Linked DNA regions of Mus musculus: region 2 is linked to region 1. Evidence: chromatin loops called from intact Hi-C (ENCODE). Cell type or tissue: left cerebral cortex. All regions are shown on one strand.

Evidence for each region. Peaks named below come from ENCODE experiments on the same cell type or tissue, not always from the same donor. Only the 100,000 strongest peaks of a DNase experiment are listed, where the experiment ranks them.
Region 2: it touches region 1 in a loop (4-fold over the local background); 2 of 42 quality-filtered maps call a loop at or near these places.

The regions. Positions count from the first base shown.
Region 1 is chr10:125,493,863-125,501,862 of GRCm38, forward strand. No RefSeq gene overlaps it. Among named protein-coding and RNA genes, the nearest start is that of Gm40795, 70 kb to the right of the region's middle. In left cerebral cortex, a CTCF peak has its summit at 4,682 (motif pointing left); DNase peaks (open chromatin) are centred at 4,707 and 7,573.
Region 2 is chr10:125,384,512-125,392,511 of GRCm38, forward strand. It overlaps a transcript of Slc16a7 not described here. Among named protein-coding and RNA genes, the nearest start is that of Slc16a7, 80 kb to the left of the region's middle. In left cerebral cortex, a CTCF peak has its summit at 4,499; DNase peaks (open chromatin) are centred at 785, 1,629, 3,509, 4,117 and 3 more places; H3K4me3 peaks cover 2,604 bases; H3K27ac peaks cover 2,689 bases.

The sequences.
Region 1 (8,000 bases):
GAAAATAAATAGGCTTGGGACAAATTTGTGATCAAGAAAAAAAGATTCATTCTAGGTCAGGTCCAAGGATGAGGCCACAGGTGTGCACTATTATAAATCAACGCCTTGTGAAACTTTTGCTTTGAACTTATAATGAGCTTATAGAACAAAACACTGATTTGAACTTAATATCTTCTGTAACTCCTCCTTTGCATAACATTTTATCTATGAGGTAATTTTATAATGAACTTTTGTCTTAGAAGGTATAAAATGGCCCAAGGGAAGAAATAAAGTGTGTCTTTTGGAACTCAGCCCCATCCACCAAATGTATATATGTATATGTCTGTTCGTCAATTTGTATGTACATACATGCATTAGTAGGTATATATGTATGTATTTAAGTATGTATGAACACTTGTAGAATTGTGGAGCTTGGTGGTTGCCCCTACCAAAGCCTCTGTGTTTGCATGTGCCTATATGTGTGCCTATATGTGTATGCCTATATGTGTATGCCTATATGTGTGCCTATATGTGTGCCTATATGTGTGTGCCTATATGTGTGCCTATATGTGTGCCTATATGTGTGTGCCTATATGTGTGCCTATATGTGTGTGCCTATATGATGTGTGCTTGAAGTCTCCTTTTCTCCCTTTTCTTTTTTCTCTAGCTTACGAAGAATTAACAAACTCCAAGCCACTTGCCTGTCCTGACCTTCAAGGGGCCCTTGGACCAGACAGAAAAAAGCTCTGAGTTACAAAACCCTTTATCTTAGAAGAATTGCCAAAGAGTAAACAGCTTCTGGCCACTCAATCATTGACAGAAGTGTTGCTAAGGGTAAAAAAGCTCTGGCCCCGATTTATCTATCAATGACTGAATGACTTCATACCCCTCTGCTGCCTTTCTCTCTGACTCCACACCCCTTCTCTGCCTTCCTCGGGAAACTAGATGCATGGATCCTGGCACAGGCTAGCTGGCCCAGGGCCTTCAGGGTTTCTCCTGTTTCTAACAGCCTCCCCGGTATGGGGCAGTGGTTCTCAACCTGTAGGTCATAGCCCTTTGGGGTTATGAAACAAGCTTTTCACAGGAGACCTTCAGAAAACACAGATATTTACATTATGATTCATAACAGTACAAAATGTACAGTTATAAAGTATAAATGAAAGCAATTTTATGGTTGGGGGGGTCACCACAAAATGAGGAACTGTATTAAAGGGTCTTAGCATTAGGAAGGTTGAGAACTACTAACCATAGAGGGTGAAGGGATTACAGAGGCATGAACTATTGCATGTAGCACTTGGTAGGTACTTTTAACTTGAAGTCATTATAGATAAATTTGTATGAAAGACTTCCTTTATGAAAACCAGAACTTCTATATGCTAAAGTAGGTCAGTGGGTTTGGGAATATTTGATTGATATAAACACACATTTCAATCTCTGACCCAGCATTTTTGTGCCCTGAATTGTGACTTTAATAATTAATGATTACTTTAACTTAAAACGGGAACACATTCATCTCCCAATCAAAAGGAAAAATGAAATATGTATAAACATTTTTAGGTAAATGTTTATATTTTTAAGTCAAATGACACTGCTATTGTTATCTTCTAAAATAGTAGTAGTAAGCCCTCAAATTATCCAGCTGTGAACACCGAAGATGTGTTTCGCCTAGTCTCCAGCAGGTTAAGTGAAAATACCAAGCTACTCTCAGAAGCATCATGCCCCTGTCTCAATCTCATGACCACAAGTGGAAGCCTCACAACCATTAACCAGATACCCCCTCTCTTACTTCCTAGCCCATGCCAACTACTAACTTGCTTTCATTCTTCATAACTTTGCTAATATTGATATTTCCTATGGTGTGTATAATATGTAGATACCCTATATGGCTTCATTCACTTAGCCTCCTTTCTAGATCACCCAATGAGAACAGGTAACAATATTTTAGCCTTTTGGGATAATTTTCTGTTGCACATGTATACTGCATTTTATTTCCCCTTGGCTCTCATTAGTTCCCTTATTTTTAATAGTACAACTATGCATGCCCACATATAGGTTTTTATTTGAACATCTGTTTTTAAATTACTTTTAATAAATACCCAGAAGTGCAATTTGGGGGATCTCAGATGATTCTATGTTTAATGTATTGAGATACTGCCAAATAGTGTCAACACATTCTTTTATGTGAAATAAATTTTAAATATAGTTCTCAACATTCTTCTATGCTGTAGATAAAAATTGTTACATCAGTGACAAGCCTGAGTTTTTGAAGAGCTGGTTACTTACTCAAGGTGAGTACATATAATTTGTTTCTCTCCTGATTGCAGAGCTCACCACCCACCAACCAAGAAGAAACAAAATAACATTGACAGTAAACCATCTCTAATATTTCTTACAATATAGAAACGATTCTCAGTGCTGTGGTGGTATTTATTTTGTTGCTGACTGAATTAAACATTCTCAACTAACTTTTTATTTCCTCTTAGGTTGGATTGCTTCTTACAAATCAAGCTTAACAAAGTGTAATTTTGTGCATATGACACAGAACCTGTCAGTCTAGGGGCTGTAATTTCTTTTATTCTAAAATGCAAAGCAGGAGAGTAGTTGTATTTTTTATTCTTTTAATCGTTGCCTCAAAGGAGTATCTAATGAATGGAGGAAGAAGGAAATGTTAATGAAACTATGATGCAGATGACAAGTGAATGCGGTCAGTTCTGGAAAATCCACGAATCAAAATCACAGTTTGTAAAAGTGTGTGCATGTCACACTATGCTTTATTCTATATGGGATTTCTCTTATGAAATTCTAGAAGTATCAGAGTATGACTTGTGGGCGATTGATACATATGCCTCCATTAAATAGTATTCTCAAACATCCTTAGGCATATTAATAAATTGCATTAGTTTGATTTCAGGTACTACAGAGCTCATGAAAAAAAATCAGTCTTGTTGAGGTGAATCTCAGAGATCAACCCACTCCTGGTTATATGGTTATTGGCTACAGGATGCTAGAGGAAAGTGATCACATTTAAATGGTAGCTGCTAGAGCTCTGGGTGTTCCTAATGGGGAACGGAGAGCACAGAGAGTACCTTGAAGCCACATATTACAAAATGGCCTCCATAACAGAAATAGATGGGACTGTATAGTATTATCATTGAGAGTATATAATTAATCTTTGAACACTATCCCATGTTTCTTTCAAGCAATTATAATAAGTAGGTACTTAAAAATACAACCAGGTGCTGTGATCCACCCTGCATCTACATTGTCTCATTTCATATGCATGTACATGAGAAGCACAATCATGAAATATGCATGAGTATAAATTTATAGAAACATGTATGTGCATTATCCCAATGTGATTTTTTAAAAAATAAAATATGAAGGTATTTATAACTTAAAGACTTAATTTTTTTATGTTAAAGCAAATAGATTGATATTTGTGCCCCTTCACTGCCTGAGATTCACTTGGTGTGGAGTATTCACTAAACAAAGAGTTAAACTTGTTAGATGAAGGCAGTGCATTAAGGCAGGGCTTTGAAAAGGTGGTGACATAGAATCCGTAGTTTGAGTGGCTAAAGTGTTTGGTGTGGCATCATGCTAAGAACAGCTTTCTGAAAATACCATTTAGACTCATGGAACACTTGATATAACTGCAAAATAATTACACATTATTTACAAAAAACAAACAAACAAACAAACATAGGTAAAGATTGAAACAGTCATTTAATCTTACTTAACAGTACAGATTTGGTCCTAGCTTGGCTGCTTATATACAGAGTATTCCCATTTAATTCAGCCTACATCTTTTAAAAAAGGGAAAAATAAATAAACAAGTCTACAGAATCCTATCCATTGTTAGTGAAATCTAGAGAAAAGGGCTGGAGAGGTGGCTCATAGGTTAAGAGCACTTGCTGCTCTTGCTCAAGAGCCTAGTTCCATTCCCAGCATCCACATGGCAGCTCACAAGCTGCTGCACTCAAGGATCACAAGACCTGATACTCTCTGCTGGTTTGTTGATGCGTGCATAGTATTGAAATATACTCATGCAGTGCACACACATCTATGTGAGGGAACATACCTACACATAAAAATAAACAAATACATAATTACTAAGCTCAGGGGAGATGAATTCTTCACGATATGCAGATTACTTTACTTGCTATAGTCTGTTGTTGACAGGCTATCACACATGTTCTCTTATAATATGTAGGATTCATTGAACATTTTTAAGATGTTGTTCATAATGGAGAATGAAAAGGTCACTTACTAAGTTGGGTTATGAAAAACCCAGGTGAGGACCAGCAAAGAAAAGTCTTGGTTAACATTATCCCCAATTCTCCTCCCACCAGGATAATATTAACAGGCAAAATGCACCAAACTTGAAATCTTTGCAGATACCATACACATTAAGTGAGCTTAGAGATATCCCAGAAACCTTATCAAGTAGTGGGCATGAATGTCTTGATGACACATTGAGGTTCAACGTATAAGAAAAGAAAGGCCTTTCAAATAATTAGAATGCAGAAAACATTTAAAACATGTACAGCAACTAATCATTTGAATTTCTTCAACGTGGACATTCTAAATTCACCTTTATTTTCTACTTAACTATATAAATTATCATTTAGTGTTGGAAATAATTGTACTGACTGGAACAGAAGAAATAAGGAAAATGTTTGCAATACTTACAGTGCCATCTATTGGTTGTGGAATCTGTTATTTCAGCACTAAGCCAAACTGCCCCAATTATTACTAGGTAGAAAAGGAATTACCATGTCAATCCAGGCAAACCCACATCCAGTTGTATGCTGGGATGTTTAAAGATAACACTATGTACCTGAGAATCTTACAATTGGCTAATACAACTGACAAGTAAAGAAAGAGACAGATGAAAACATTTTAAGCTTAAATTGTATGCTAACAAGGATCGAATCAATTAAGTGTCTACCTTGTGGTGTTTACTCATGCCACAAACAAAATAAAACTGACTACCCTGTGTAGAATGGATAATTCTGCAAATGCTTTGCAACTTTGACAAATGCACTGTTAATCTTCCTTTGTCATTGAAAGCATAAGAGAGGCTGTTTTGTGTCACAAAATTGGTTCAATTAATAGCATTTTCCCTCATGCAAAGATCAGAAATGAACAGACAAGACTACAAAGTACATTTTTTAAAGATGTCTTTTCTAAAGCTCCCTTTTCACATGTGCATTATAACTGCCGTTGAATTAGATAATTTGAACATTCAAATTAAAGGACATGAAATTAATTAATTCCAGGTAAAATTATTTTCTTACTCAATTTTACAAGTACAACTAATTGAATAATGAACAGTTCAACCTAGAAAAAAGGGAAGCAGCCTTTTTAAAGTTTGGCTCCCCCTGCTTCATATAATGGCTGCCTTCATAGCTTTTATCATCTATAAATGATGCTGTCAATGATGGGGAGAGAGGAGGGGCAGGAAGAGAGAGTAGGGGGAGGGAGAGGGGGGAGAGAAGGGAATATTCCAGTAACAGAGAGTGAGAAGGCAATGATGGGACATATGTGGTAATTATGATTGACTAAAAAAAAATACAATTTTTGTTTGTAATGATTAATTGAAATTTTCCCCTTTCTTATTTCTAACCCACCTCATTTTTTATTTACTTTTCTGTATAATTTTGAGCATTTTGCTTTTGTACAGTTTACTATAGGTTATTTTATTTAATATTTCTGTTCCCCCACATTAAAGAATACATGCATTTACAAGGGGTAAACCTTCATGATGTTTTATAGTGTGTGTGTGTGTGTGTGTGTGTGTGTGTGTGTGTGTGTGTGTGTGTGTGAGAGAGAGAGAGAGAGAGAGATATTTTTAAAATAAAATTTATGTCTTTATTTTTATATCTATATATTTTTAAAATAAAATAAATTTGATGTCTAGTCTTCCAGAATATGCTGTTTTTAGTTTCCTGGGTTGATCTTATTGGTGTGTTTCTCTGTGCTGATACTCAGTTTTACCAAAGGGAAAAGGATGTCAATGGTGTCTCTGAAACATTGGTTGCATGATACAATTTCTGCAGAGCTAAATCTGCTCAGAAATAGAGTCCTATTTTCCAATATTTTCTCTATTCAAATAGATTGTTTGAACACATGGAAGTTATAGAACACAGTACATTCCATTGTCAGTGCTACCAATCTCCTCAGGAGGGTGAGCTGGGCAATGAAACATTCAAAAATGGCAGTAAAAGCACACAAGTACTTGTCTCTTGTCTATCATTCAGAATTGCTATATCTGACCCTCATTCTTTGTTTCCTCCAGTATCTCCATGTGAGATATTTTTGATTTCACACTTTATTCAATATTCAGAGAACATGCGAAGGAAACTGCTATTTTGTGCTTAAATGATAGAAGAAATCAACAACACTGAGAGCTCCCAGACAAATACACCATTTTTCATTAGACTGGAAATCGAAGAGGCTTTTGCAATTTTAAAGTATGCTTTCTTCCTCTCCATTCACTGTACTAGCCTCAGAAAGGTCATCCTTAAGAGCACCGGGCTTAATGTCTGTAAGCACAGAGCGTCACTCACAATGGACCTCAGACAAATACAGCAAATGCCTGCATTTAAATCATTAATAATTAACAAAGCTCAAAGGGCTCATCAGTACATGGCTACTTGAGTATAAGCTGTTATTTAGAACCCTATCCTGCCAAGAAAATATGTGCTTGAAAGCCAATTTAGATAGGAAAACTGAAAGAGAAGACTCTTGCACAATGGCATGACGTGAGCAGTGTTTGTGGCTAATGACGTAGACCTGTTCTGTGCTTCACTTCAGTGTCTGTATGATGGTCTATTATTACTTTTCCTATTTCTGCATTAAGAACATCCTTATAAAAACAACCTAAGGAAGGATGGTTTATTTTAGCTCACCTTTGAGAGGACAGCTTCTCATGGCACACGGCTAGAGCCTGAAGCAGCTGTTGATATGGAGTGTGTAGTCACCAAGAAAAGAGTGAAGGATGCTGCTGTTCAATTAGCTTTCTTCTTTCATCTGTCTAGGATTCAATCCCAAGGACAGCTGGCCAATCCTTCCCAGCTCAACCAACCTAGTCAAGGCAATCCCTCACAGAATGTCCAGAGCCCATCCTAATCTAAAGGATCCGTGCGTGGCATGCCTGAAAGCTTGTTCTAGGTGATTCCAGATCTTACCAAGAAGACAAACAACACCAACCAGTACATTATGCAAGTCCAACTTCCTATAGAGAACTATGCAGGTCACATCAATTTTCATTTCCTCTATCAGTCTAGAATCATTAAGAATCTGAACTGTAGAATAGATGTTGTGTCTGTCTACACTCATCCCCTGTGTAAACATGAGCAAGTTGCATAAATCGGTAGAGCCTCAGTTTCTTTATATATAAAATAAAAATATAAAAATCCTGCTGAGCACTGGGGAAAGTACTATTTATTGCAATCCTGCTTGGAAAGTCTGGTGTGTAATACATATTTAACAAGCTTTAGTCATTATTATTTTGTAAGCATCAAAGCTGTGTTTTTCACTGATGGGTTTTATTTTACAGAGAAAACAGTAAGGGTAAATGAACAGTCAGCCTCCAGGCTGCCTAAATTTACATGTAGTTTACCGACTCTCATTTGAAGAAACAAAGACTCATTTCTGTAGCTGTTCAGTGCAGATTGTTGAGGCTTGTGGGACAGACTGTAGTTGGTGTGAAACCTTTAACCATGCAGAGAGAATGGATACTGGTGTAAGGACAAAGGCTCTACATCAGGGGAGTCTGCAGAAATCGTGCTTTTCTTCTCAGAATGGTCATTGAGGCTGCCAGACTTTCCTGTAGAGCATTAAAGAACATGCTGAGGATTAGCTCTTGGAGAATTTCTTGCAAAATATTTTGACCACATTTTACTCTATCCTTTGACTCCTCTCAGATCTACCCTTCTTCATTATCCATCCAATTTTGTGTCTCCTTTTCTATTTTTGTACACCTATAAAGTACATTTTGTGCCATTTATGTATAATCC
Region 2 (8,000 bases), 110 kb before region 1:
GTTAGTTCTAAACACTATGGCACTTAATCTTTCTAATCTATATGAAATTTGTTCTTATCTTCTTTTTACAAAAAAAAAAAAAAAAAAAAAAGGAACCAAGAGTGGAAGAGATTTAACAACTAGTCCAAATTGGCAAGAAGCAGAACCTAAAATCATAATACAGGCACACCAGTCTCACTTGCTCTGATCTCTGCCCATCCCAGATGAGTGAGATATTTGACCTCCATTCCCAAGACCAAGAACACATAGAATGCTTTCTCTAGTAAGTATAATTTATGATAAAATAGAATATCTGACTGAAGAGATTCCCGACTCCTGGGTCAATCTCAAAAAAGTTCTGATGAAGACAGATGTCAAGACATGGAAACCAGTAAGGGCCTTAACCACTGAAATAGTCAGAGGCCAGGATGAGAAGGGGAGAGAGGCAGTGAGAATGCTTACTGTGATTGTTGTATCCACGCTAGTTGTCAGGTCTGACTTATGACACCTCACATTCAGCATCTTCTTCCATGTTCAAAAATACCATAGAAAGTCAACTCTCTCCTGTCACGAGACCTGTCACTAAGCGGTCTCTTAGGAGCAACTTAAACCTAGAGTCCATGAAGGAGTCTTTCCTGAGTGGCTTTCCTGTCTGCTTTGGGTGGGTTTCACACAGGTATTTAAGGTGTATGTGCCTCATTTGCTAATTCACCATCCAAGAGAAGGTGCTTCTCTAATCCACATAAACACATCTTACAGACTAGACGGCTGGCGGGAACATGAGGCTAGGAGCCCCTCCAAAGAGTTTTGGCATTCCCGTCTTAGAGGGCAGAGTGCCCGTGACCCTTCCTGCTTGAGTCGGAGCTGGAGACACAGGAGGGTCAGCTGCTGTTCTTGGTAGGTTTCCTTCCCCCTCCTCTCGTGTCACATCTGCTTCTGTTGCTCTTGACTTCACTCTTTCTATAATTTGTCTTTCGGAACTACCATGTGCCAGGCACTGAAGAACATGACAGAAAGAAGTGTTTGCCCTATGAAGCAGTGACTATTTCTGTTCACAATGCCTGCAGAAACTTTATGGTGCCTACTCCTGCTGAGATATGGAGGTTTTGGTTCCAGAGAGAATTTTGTTTTGTTTGTTTTAAATTTTTTCTTCTTTGTATATTCTGTATTTTTAAAAAATGGTTGAAAGAATAGCTAAGTAGTTAGAAAATTTGTGAGTACAAGCCAAGATCCAGAGAAACAAATAAATCAAAACTTTGAGATGGCAAGAAGAAGAAAAAGAAGAAGAAGAAGAAGAAGAAGGAGAAGGAGAAGGAGAAGGAGAAGGAGAAGGAGAAGGAGAAGGAGAAGGAGAAGGAGAAGGAGAAGGAGAAGGAGAAGGAGAAGGAGAAGGAGAAGAAGAAGAAGAAGAAGAAGAAGAAGAAGAAGTGTTTGCCCTGGGTTAACTCAACAAAAGGCAAAAGCTGCATTATGCAGAGCTGTTTATTCCATCTCTCTCACTGAATACTTGCTATGGCTTCAATATGCTTTGTCCCCAACAAATCTCATGTAGAGTCCTCAACTTCTTACAGAATGGTGTTGTGCCAAGCGCTACTGGCGACTTGAAGGGGGAGTTGGGATTTGGGGAATACCACTCATAATGCTTCTGACAAGATTAGTGACGTCAGGTGAGGTTGGGTTAGTTACTGGGGTAGCAGTTAACCACACCACATGTTTGGCCACTTTTGTATGTTCCGTTCACCCTACTACATTCGCACGTTATCATGCTACCAAGGGACACTAACAACATGCTAGTACCATTATGTTTATGTTTCGCATCCATCTGTACCATGAGGCAAATCAGCTTCCTTGGTTTTCTAATATGTTTTCCAGCATCAGGTGTTGTGTTAGACACAACACTGCTGCAGACTAAGACACTAGCTATGCTGATAGAGTAAGCCCTGAGCCTAGACATGTCTGTAAATATGAGTGTACACAATTCTCCCCTATAAGGTCCTTATATGTTTATAGAAAAGAGTCATATCATGCCTGAAGACAGACAACATTCTAATGACACTAAGGTTACTATACTTTTCAACCTCCAGGAATGAGTAAATTACTCTTGTCTAAAAATATAGAAGAAAGTGCAACATGATAGCTTTTCTCAAAGGGAGGGGCAATCAATACATTGGCAAAGACAGTCCCAGGGAGGGACTCCTGAAGAAGGAGTCTATCACCAACTGACACAGGGTCACTCACAGTGAACAAGAATGCAGAACCAAATGCTTGGGTCCCTGAGGTACACCACTTCCAAAAGGTGCCTTTTGGCAGATCTGATAAGTACTTTTTACAACTGCTAAAGTCTGTTTGGATTAACTGGGATATAGGTCTCATTCTTAGAGAAAAAAGGAAGTGGCAAAAACTGAAAAACAAGAGGTGCTGAGAAAGATTAACCAGATAACTAGAATCCCCGGCTACTCGTGTCTGTGTGTGTGTGTGTGTGTGTGTGTGTGTGTGTCTGTGTGTGTCTGTGTGTGTCTGTGTGTGTCTGTGTGTGTGTCTGTGCTCATACTTCTCAGAATGTGAATTTCTTGAGACCACATCACAGTAACTCCAGTAGTAACTGGAATGAAGCTGGGGTGTCAAAATTAGCTACTGCCCATTCTAAGGGGTTCCCGTAGTTTATTTTCCATAGTAGTAATTCAGAATGGGTACAGCCAATCTTATTTTGTAGACAAGGGAAAAAAATGAAGACAAAATTACTAATAATACACTGCACCTTACAAAAATACAGAAACCATTATGGTGGTCTCTGGGTCTCACTCTCTCTGTATTCTGTTTCCTTTTATCCCGTGTGTATCTCCAGAGTGTTTGATGAGTGAGAATAGAGTCAAAAGAATCATCTAGAGACACACTTATTTCACCTCAGGTACCCAGAATAAAATTCTGGATAAGGAACATATTTTTTGTTTGTTTGTTTGTTTGTTTGTTTGTTTAGGTCGTTCTGCCTTCCCTACCTGTAGGAAAGATGGAGGCCCAAAATATAGGGCTGATGTTAAAATGAGATGTGTGTGTCTAGAGACAAAGGGGGCATTTGCAGGAATGTGTACTGATTTGTATCTAAGAAACTGTTGGTAATTGATGATTGCTTCAGAAAAGAGTGGCACTTCCCTTTCACCTCTATTCCCAGAGAGGAGGGCCACTGCAAAGTTCCCCTGGGCTGCACAGAATCCAAAGCCAGCCTTGCTATTTTAACAAGATTTTGCTTCAAAATAAAAGTTACGAATAAGACGTGGAAGGGGGCATTGCACAGTGATAGAGCTCGTGGTCTAATCCTCAACTGCTCCCCCACTGCTTGCTTTGTGGGTTTCTTTCTTTATGAGCTGTTACAGCATATACTGAGCTAGCTGCCCTCTACCGCGCCCCGCCCCTTCATCTCTAAAATTATTCCGTTACCCTCCCATGTAAAAGGACTTAAAAGCAGAACATATGGAGAGTTAGGCTTGCCTGACTGTCTTCATGTAACTTAATTTGTTCGACTCTCATCTGCATTCTGTGGCCCACACCCAACTCTGATTTTCCTCTTGCCTTCTCTAAATCCTCACCTTTGTGGTTTGGGTGACAGGGCACGGGTCAAGGGAACCTGAGAAGGCCTCGGGAGCCTTGCTGTCCTAGCTGACTGGGTTCAGGCATGAAGCCTGGAACACCCAAAAAAAGCATTTGTGCCCACGGTTTCCTCCTGTCGGGGCTTTTTGAGTCTCGAGCATCGTTCCTGCTATTTTTAATCCCTTCACTGCATCTCCTTTTGGTTTGGGGAGGGAGAAGGGCATGGACGATTAGCTTTTGTATTGCCACTACACAGTTCAATGTGGCCCGGTTTTAATTTTCCACCAAAAAGGGAGTTAAAGAAACACTTGCAGAGAAATTGGTGTGTGTGTGTGTGTGTGTCTGTGTGTGTGTGTGTGTGTGTGTGTGTGTGTGTGTGTGTGTGTGTGTGTGTGTGTAATTGCCCCAGAGTAGTCCAACCAGGAAGTGAGAGACACCCAGAGCACTACTTACTGCTCCTCCCAAAGCAATCTGCAGCCCTCTTGGCTAGTGGAAGTAAAGAATGCAGAAGCCAGCAGGGAAGCAGCATCCGCTGAGGCTCACAGCCACCTGTGTGCTACCTGCCCAAGACTGGTGTCCCCAGCGTGATGAAATAGCTCAGGAAGCCCAGAGGACCACAGGTGGTACTGGCTCTTCTCAGGTCCCTGGAAGACAGCGTAACCTTTAGGCCAGGCCACAAGCCTCTCCTGCATCTGTCCAGTGGTCTCCGGTCTCCACCCAGGTTTCCTGGGGACCGAAACAGGACACCTTCCCTTCTCCCCAGGTGCGGATCTTCTGCTGAAAGGGCAGCCGTTCCTTCCACGCACTTCCCCACCCATCCACACCCACTTCAATGACACCACCCCAGACGCTGTGGGTCTGGGGAGATGTGGGCGAGCATGGCAGGGGCATTCGCCTGGCAGTGCCCGCCTGATGTTCCGCCGTGCCCAGAGGAGGCGCCACAGCATAGTTGAGCAGCGCCAGCAGCTGGTGGCCTCGACCCTGAGACTTCTGAATCCCCGAACCTTGGGGACCCTGAAGCTCCCGCCGCAGCCCGCGCCCGCTCGGCTTCGGGATTTTTTGTCTATATAAGGGCTCGAGGCACTTGGAGCGCCGGCTGGCACCGGCTGCCATTTCTCCGCACCCGCCTGCGGTCCCTGGGTAACCTCACTCGCCCTCCTCCCGCCTCCTCCTCCTCCTCCTCCCGTCCTCCCCGGGAGCACCGCCTTTACCTGACTCTGACACCCGGTGCGCACCGCCGCTCTCCCGGTCCCCCCGCCCAGCAGCAGCCGCCCGGCCTCGCTGTCATCCGCTGAATGGAATTATTTATTTATTTATGTCCCCTGACGTGTCCTCCCCTACCGAGGCCCGGGAGAGGGGTGCGGGAGCAGAGGCGGGCTGGGGTGCCCGGGAGCGCGCCTGGGTGCGGTGAGGGGGTGGACGCGGGAGCGGGGTGCGGGCTGGGGGCGCGAGGAAGGGAGGCGCACTGAGCATGCTCCTGAGGGCTCAGCGGTTGGCGCTGGTCTGCGCGGGTTCTGTGGCTCCCGGCACTCCATTTCGGATTTTAGTTCTGACCCGGAGCGATCTGCTGTGGCTGGGCAGCCCAGACTTGCTCCGGCCTAGCGCTTTGGCGCCCAACCTGAGGAGGCAGGTGTGAGGTGGCCTGAGAGACCTAGGCTGTTATGCAATGTCTAGATAAGGATGCAGAGAGGAGCCTGCAGAATGCAGAGAAAAGAGCTACGACAGAAAAGGCTGCGTGACTCATCCATCCATCCATCCATCCATCCAGTCGTTCGTTATTCATTCAGTTAAGGACTTCCGTTAGGAATGAGTGCTGGCTTGATTGAGGATAGAGAAAGGTGTGCTGTAGGAGCACCAGAGACAAATCCTTCCAAGAAAAACGTAAAACTTACAAGCATGGAAAACAGCTCAAAACACTGAAAGTGTAGAAGTTGCGGGCAGTGGTTGGTTATCAATTGTAAATAATTTATGTCACTCACATTATTTAAGTTTCACGACGGGATTTAGTTATTTAAGCAAGAATAACACTAAGGACTATGGTAAACCCCACAGATGTTGAGTTGGCCTTTTTTTTCACCCTAACATGCCCTTCTTGGGGAAGTTGAAAAGAGGAAGGAAGGGTTGGAACTGAAGGGTTGGACAACTCGAAGACTGACATCTCTACTTAGAGAAAAACCTTGTGGCACTATATGTGCTTGAATTTGAGAGCAAGGCTACAATTTTCTGCCCATTTAATTGGCCTTTCCTGTCCTGATCATCATGATGCGATACTCCATTAGATTCGGTCACTGTTACTCATGTTACACACATTTGGAGACCGAGGCAGTAAGGTGGGATCACTTGGGTACACATTCAGGACGTCTTACTATGTCTCCTCTAGGCAGTCTGCAGGGCAGAATTTTAATATCAATTTCTGCCATTACAAAAGAGGGAACTGTTTTCATAAGATTTGAGCGCGACAATATGTGTAGTGAACAGAAGATAATTTGAGAGGCTGTTAACTTCAAAACGGCTCAGCCAAAAAGTTCTGTGGCTAAAGATGTTTGCCACCAAGCCTGGTGACCCGAGTTCAAACCCCAGAATCTACATGGCAGAGCAGACCTACACTTGTAAGCTGTCCTCTGACTTCCACACACCTGGCAAACAAGACCAGTTGCGTACACACACACACACACACACACACACACACACACACTTAAGTGCACGCACAAGCACACACCCTAACAATGATGAATGTTAAATGTTTCTAAGAACGTTAATAGTCCAAAAGGAAAACTTGAGGCAGGATATTCTAGAAAACCCATTTTTACAAGGGGGGGGGGAGGGAACAAAACAGTATAAATGAATAATTGTGGAAGATAAGAATTGAGTACCTAACAAAGATTATAAATGTCTTTATTTTATTGGCACTAAAGAGTAATAAACGTTTAAAACAAGCAATGTAGAGACACAGCAAGGACATGTTCTTGGATGTTTGCAATTAAGATGTTTTTTGGTTATTTGTCACTTCAGTTTCTTTTCACAGTAAAGGAACAGGAAGCACAAGAAACATACAGTGCTTAAATTAATCCACTCGTTCCTCTCCTTCTCCCGTGTTGTGTGATTTGTTTTTATCTTTTTCTCTCCAGGCTCTGGAACTACTTAACTCATTTGCTAAACTTACAACCTTCAACGCTCAACCCTTTAGCACCATAGCAGGCTTTCATCGCAAGTGCTACTTTTCTAGAATTTAAATCTCAGGATCCAGATGGGCCTGTGAGTACAGCTGGGGCAGGAAGACTTGTACCTTCAAGGCCACATGCCTTCATGCCCCAGCGTAGACTATGAGTATCTGGACTCTAAACAGTAAGTGTGATATAACCAAGGTCCTGCTCAGAAAGTTGGCTTTCTCTATTATCACTCTCTCCATGGCCATGCGTCTATAGAAGAGATCAACACCCTGAAGTCTCGGGTTTCTCCAGCTGCTGTGGTAGAATACAATAGACTGTGTAGGTTAAACAATGCATGCTTGCTTCTGCCAGAGACACAGCAGTGTGCCAGCAGGCCAGGTAGACTGAGTTCTGATCTGCCATCTCCTAGCTGTTTCCCCAAAGGTCAGGTCAGGAGCCTGCTGGCCAGCTTTGAGTTCTCCTGGAGAGCACTACTAATTCTTGCCACCTTCGTGGCCTCACTACAATGAATTACCTTCCTATATACCTTTAGCTCCAAATAATCATAACCAGTATGAGAGTTTCAATTCGTAGATTGTAGAAAAAATACAGATACATAGTCAAGGCAACCAGACAACTAGAGCAACTCCTGTACTTTTCTTTAGGTAAGACATCAAAGGGCAAAATGACTTCTCAGAGATACTTCTGCCAAGTGGGTAAAGCTAATCCATATCACATGGTGATGGGGGCTAAGGAGAACTAAGGAATCTACGTCAATGCTAACAGTCTATAGGTGGCCATGATCTCCTGCAGAAAATGGATCCAACCTGTGGAGTAATTATGAACTTCAACAAGCTCAGCTAAGCAATAGACTCTGGGTATTGCCTCCATATGGTATAGTGTCTGTCTTTGCCGTAGGTTAGCTCAGCCATGAGTATGAAGCTTAGAGTCAGTGCTTGGTAGAATCACTTCTTTTCTGTATCATTCAAAGGAGAAGGCAAGAGCCACCAGATGTATCTAAAGGACAAAGATAGTGTTTGGAGATTTGCCGCAAGACCATGAAAACTTTCCAGCCCTCTCTAAGGAAATCTGTCCATCTGAGCATTTCTCCAATCCCTACACTGACCCGAGACATGGACCACCATACCCTGATAGGCTGCTTGAGCACCAGGTGGCTAACACACTGGGGTCCTGGTAAGGTGCATCATCCTGCTGGGTGGGAAGTAAGCTTCCTGAACTTTAGGAAACACTATTCCTCTGGAAAATGTTTAATAACCCAGTGGCCCC